2 separate regions of the Homo sapiens genome follow, and region 2 is linked to region 1. A link is an interaction called in ENCODE POLR2A ChIA-PET data of the cell type or tissue named here. Cell type or tissue: OCI-LY7. All regions are shown on one strand. Links, peaks and the distances in the headings refer to the core of each region. The heading gives the core; the rest is flanking DNA. Region 1 overlaps MDH1B (malate dehydrogenase 1B). Region 2 has its middle 45 kb from the start of CREB1.

The links. Peaks named below come from ENCODE experiments on the same cell type or tissue, not always from the same donor. Only the 100,000 strongest peaks of a DNase experiment are listed, where the experiment ranks them.
Region 2: POLR2A ChIA-PET joins it to region 1 with 5 read pairs; 2 of 35 experiments call an interaction of 5 or more read pairs at or near these places.

The regions. Positions count from the first base shown.
Region 1 is chr2:206,743,318-206,746,238 of GRCh38, forward strand. MDH1B (malate dehydrogenase 1B) reads right to left here. Exons shown (of 12, transcript NM_001039845.3): 9 at 2,305-2,356. Among named protein-coding and RNA genes, the nearest start is that of MDH1B, 21 kb to the right of the region's middle. In OCI-LY7, for the core only: no CTCF peak of the experiment used is centred there; no DNase peak of the experiment used is centred there.
Region 2 is chr2:207,483,418-207,486,338 of GRCh38, forward strand. No RefSeq gene overlaps it. Among named protein-coding and RNA genes, the nearest start is that of CREB1, 45 kb to the right of the region's middle. RefSeq lists an enhancer at 1,282-1,351 and a silencer at 1,582-1,631. In OCI-LY7, for the core only: no CTCF peak of the experiment used is centred there; a DNase peak (open chromatin) is centred at 1,544.

The DNA of each region.
Region 1 (2,921 bases), core at 185-2,684:
AGAACAGTCCTTGTTCTTGAAACACCCTCTGCCTTCAGGTCTTTTACATCATCAGATTCCAGGGACTTATCCTGACTCTCTGACCACCCCTTTCTCATGGTCCTCTGTCAGTTGCTCCTGTTCTACTTAACCATGACAGGCTAAGTTCCTCCAGGCTTTTTTCTCTTACCTTCTCTCTAGACAATCTCCACCATACTGATAGCTTCATTTCTATTTATGAGGCAACAACTCCCCATTTGGCAACTGTAGTCCAGATCTTTCTGAGCTCCAGGAAGTATGCAGTTCTCCATGTGACATTTCCATTTTAGATATCACACAGGTATTTCAGAATCAAAATGTAAGAAATGAAACTCATGCTTTTTCTAATCTGGCACCATGCTTCTTCCTCTTCCATCCACAGGCGTGCATGCACACACACACCCCTCCCACATTCTCATATTTTCTCTCTCTCTCTCATTCTTTTACCATTTTCCCCTTATCAATAGTAAATCTGCCCAGTTGTTCAGCCAGAAGAACCCTGGGATTCACCAAAGCCAATCAGATTCATCAGCAATTCTTGATATTTCCACATCCTAAATATCTCTCAAATTTCTACTGCCTCTGGTCTTGGCTGTATGCACTCCCCCTCAATACCAGTCTTTCTGCAAACAGCCTTGCCTTATTCCAGGATGTTTTTCAAACTAATCCCACAACTGACCAGGTTCTCTCCATCTAGAAATCTTCTGTAGCTCTCACATCTACTCCTCATGGCTGTATCTCTCAGCTCCATCTCTTCTGGCTTTGGCCACATGAGCTTTTCCACAGTTTTTCCAAACAAGTTGATATGTACTTTCCTGCTTCAGATTCTTCCCTTCTATCCGCAGGCATGAGCTCTGACAGCACAGCAGCCAACATTTACTCCTCCCACGCACCACAGTTGCAGTCATCTATATAATGTGTGGCCAGCCTCTTGATGGACTGCAGGTTCCCAGAGGGCAAGATCAGGTCTATCTCATTCACCTCTGTATTTCCAGCTCCTAGCACTGGCTTATAGTTGGTACTGCACACACATTAGCAGAAGGAAGGAATATTGGGCTCCAAAAGACACTTGACTAAAGCCCTTTGCATAAATAAATTGATTTATTTCTACATGTATATATCCATACCTAAGATGAGATCATCTTTAAGGCAAAGAAAAGATGTCAGCCCTCCCCTATTTCTTATGAGTGGAGAAAATACCAATAAGAAAAATAAGCTTCTTGAAATTTGTTGGCTTTTAATAAAGTTATCTAAAAATAAATCTGGTGTTGTGAGTTGAATTGTGTTTCCAAAAAGATATGCTGAAGTTGGCCAGGCATGGTGGCTCATGCCTGTAATCTCATCACTTTGGGAGGCTGAGGTGGGTGGATCACGAGGTCAGCAGTTTGAGACCAGCCCGGCCAACATAGTGAAACCTCGTCTCTACTAAAAATACAAAAATTAGCCAGGCATGGTGGTGTGCACCTGTAGTTCCAGCTAATCAGGAGGCTGAGACAGGAGAATCGCTCGTACCTGGGAGGCGGGGCTTGTGGTGAGCCGAGATGGCACCACTGCACTTCAGTCTGGGCAACAGAGCAAGACTCTGTCTAAATAAATAAATAAATAAATAAATAAAATATATATATATATGTTGAAGTCCTAACGCCTGGTACCTATGAATGTGATCTTATGGGAAATGGAGTCTTGGTGGATATAATCAATTTAAGATGGGTTCAGACTGGTTTAGGGCAGGTCTTGAATGCAATGACTGGTATCCTTAGAGAGAAAGAGAGACTTAGAAACACAGACACACACAGAGGAAAGATGGACATGTGAAGAGGGAAGCACAGGTTGGAGTGATGCAGCAACAAGCCAGGAATGCAAGCAGTGCAACCCAAAGCTAGAAAAAGCAAGAAGGAATTCTTTCTCAAGCCTTCAGAGAGAGTGTGGCCCTGCTGATACCTCACATCAGGTCTTCTAGTCTCCTGAGCTGTGAACAAGTAAATTTCTGTTGTTTTTAAGCCATCCACTTTGTGGTAATTTGTTATGGTAGTCCTAGGAAATTAATAAATATGTTACCTACAACATTTATAAGATCATAGTGTTCATAAGTTGTGTTTTCTTTAACATTCTTATGAGATGTTTTATTTCAAAGGACACATTGAACTTAACAGTTTATTTTGTCATTAGTTTAGAAATGACAAAATATAAATGAGAGTTATTCATATTAACAGTGATTCAGTTATAACAAATATTTTAATACTCTTTTAATAGCAGTCCAATAAAACATCACGTCTAAGAGCTTACCTGATTGGTATGGCTGAAAATGTATCTTGTCTCCAAGTGCAACAAGTTTCTCCTGTTGAAATTTTATAATCACAGAATTAAATGACCACAATTCCTAACTTAATTCTTCTTTTTTTTTTTTTTTTTTTTGAGACAGAGTTTCACTCTTGTTGCCCAGGCTGGAGTGCAGTGGCGCAATCTCAGCTCACCACAACCTCTCCCTTCTTGGTTCAAGCGATTCTCCTGCCTCAGCCTCCCGAGTAGCTGGGATTATAGGCATGTGCCACCATGCCCAGCTAATTTTTCTATTTTTAATAGAGACAGGGTTTCTCCATGTTGGTCAGGCTGGTCGCAAACTCCCGACCTCAGGTGATCCACCCACCTCGACCTCCCAAAGTATTACAGGCATGAGCCACTGCACCCGGCAACTTAACTATTCTTTAATAGAAAAACACCTTGATTCTTCATTTTTAAATAACGAACAAATATTTTTAACATACCAGAAATTGTATAACTAAATGAGTAGTGTTCCTTCACTGATTTTTTTCAAACTTTTATTATCTCATTATTTTTAAGAATTAAAAAAAAATTTGAATCCATAGAAAAACCAATGTATGCCTTGGCCTAGGAGAATCAGT
Region 2 (2,921 bases), core at 214-2,713, 740 kb after region 1:
CTTTCTCCTGTCTCTCCTCTTTCCTCCTCTTCCCCAACTATAACCCTTGTGCTATGGAGGCCCCAATCTGCAGGGGTAGTAGAGATGGAAACAAATGTGAGAGAAGAATAAAGAGTCAACCTTCATCGCTCATTTCTTCTGTCCCTCTGTGCTTTGTAACTTCTCGAATCACCTATTGAGGGCAGGGGGAGGGGCCCTCCTTATGACTTCATACAACCTGCTTCATGATCTGGCTTCTAGGCATTTTTTCTTGTGTCATTGCCTAAAAAGTTGACCAATTCCTAGGAGGAACCCTACTCAGTTCAGTGTGGGCATCAGCCCAGTGTGGGTCTAGCTCCTGCCTGACCTCCTGGGATGAACATTCTTCCCACGTGCGGTTTCCTCATTTCACATCTTCCTGACTACACACTGAGCAACTTGAGATCAGAAAATGTCATTCATTTTTTGTAACTTCAAGGACCAGGAGGCTTGCTCAGTGTCTGGTGCTAAACTGGCAAAAAAAAAAAAAAAAAAAAAAAAAAAACACGCAGTGCTTAAAAAATATCTGCTGTAGCATTACTAAATGACCCTGGCACCTCTCCAAGTGCCTCATCCCAGAGACCCTACTCTTGCCCTCACCCTGCACGCTCCCCACCAAAAGTTACTCTTACATTGTAAAGAAGAAAGATGAAGTTAATTGAGTTGATATGGTTATAGATAACAGCCAACATTTAGTCAGCCTTTATGCTGTCTACATACTATTGTAAATATGCTACATCTATTGTGACCTTTAATTATTGAATCAACCCTCTGAGGTCTTGATGCTCTTCCTGAGTTAGAACTCCAGAACATATGTTCTCTACTCCGTTAATAGCCACTGACAGAATATAGCCAGGCATTAAAAAACAAGCATGACAACTAGGTAGGAGCATAGAGAATAAGAAGATAAAAAGCATATGTGCCTATAATCTATAGCTATTGAAATATATCATTGTAACAAGAGCTGAAAAGGAATGCCCAATGATAAGCAGTCTTTTTAAATATGTTATTATTGTTTTAAAAAAAACTTATAATATAATTCAAAGGTACTTTTAATGAGCTGGACCTATGTTTCAATGAATATCAGAACCAACGGTTAATGGAGGCTCTTAGAGAATGCTTGAAATTCTTAACTCTCCTTTTGCTTTTTATTTTTAGTCTTTGCCTTCTTTGCCAAATCCCCAAGCTGAGTGCTCACTTCAGACGCTGAGAAGAATGGAAGTGGGGGAGGAGAGCTAACACTTGTTGAGATTGGTAGGGAGGGACAACTAATGTTGCTTCCATCTTGTGTAAAATGTATATAAACACATCTTCAAATCTTTCTTTCCAACCAAACCCTCAGCCCCACCTAGAAGGAAATTACGGAGTCACCAGTAACTGAGTGTCTACTGTGTGGCAGGCTCCAGGAGGCTCCGTGGCACAGTGGCTTTTTCAACAGTGGAACAGAAGAGGTAAGTCAGGTTAGAAACCACGTAGCAGTAAATGAGGAAGTAAAAGAAGTCTTAGCAGAAAATCAGTGAGGGATGACTCCAAAGCAGATTGAGAATCAAGAGTTATTTCAACTTGGCCAGGTGGGGTGGTTCACACCTATAATCCCAGCACTTTTGGAGGCTGAGGCAGGCAGATCACTTGAGGTCAGGAGTTCAAGACCAGCCTGGGAAACATAGTGAAACCCCATCTCTACAAAAAATACAAAAATTATCTGGGCATGGTGGCATGCGCCTGTAATCCTAGCTACTCAGGAGGCTGAGTCACAGGAATGCTTGAACCCTGGAGACGAACGTTGCAGTGAGCTGAGATCACCTGGGTGACAGAGCAAGACTCTGTCTCAAAAAAAAAATAAAAATAAATAAAATAAAAAATAAAAGTTATTCCAACTCAGGGATTTGTGCTGGCAGATTTGGCCCCTCCCGTATCTCTGTATCTCCTGATCCCGAATTCCACTACCATTCACCTACCCCAGACCTATCCTATTGGAGAGGGTTTCTACCCCAGCCAACCTCGATTGGTTCAGGAATATGAGAATCTCCTATCCCAATACGTGGCTGGAAAGGAAGGTAGAGGAAGGATAAGGCCAGGTCTGCCAGAGAGAGGAACTTCCTGGCTCTCTAAGTCAGAACAAATTTCCCAGTCAACTACCTCTCAACCCTGCTGATCTCTTACCATTGGTTAGGCAGGTTGTAAAGTTAATGGGTTTCTGTGAGCTGGATAGATGGGCCTAGTCTAGGCACTTAGGCAATGTGCTTAACTGCTGCTGTGGGAAAATCCATGGTAAGCACCCTGCAATCAATCACCAATGAACAATTGAAACCCAGTTCCTCATAACCAGGCACTGTCCATATAGCCAACATGAGCAAAGGGTTGGGGGTCATTGTCCAAAGGCTTTATGCAGAGAGTTTTAATTTTTTTTGTCAGTGTCATTTTTATTGGACTTTTTTTCTTGCCTTATTCTTTTGCCCAGCTTAAGCAGCACTTTAGGTTTTTCTAATTCAAATTTTTAAAGTAGATAAATAAAACATTACAAATATAGTTAAGGCCTTCCAAGACCCCTCCCTGATTTCATTATCTCATTCTTCATGGGTAACCATTGTCCTTAATGTGGTGTTTCTCATTCCATGCATGACTATATACTTTCACTACATATGTATGTGCTCATTAACAACATGTATTTTTGCTTTGCATGTTTTCAAACTTTACATAAATGGTACACTGGCCAGGCACAGTGGCTCATGCCTATAATCTCAGTACTTTGGGAGGCCGAGGTGAGAGGATCACTTGAGGCCAGGAGTTCAAGGCTAGCCTGGTCAACATGGTGAAAACCCGTCTCTACTAAAAATACAAAAATTAGCCGGGCGTGGTGGTACACACCTGTAGTCCCAGCTACTTGGGAGGCTGAAGCAAAA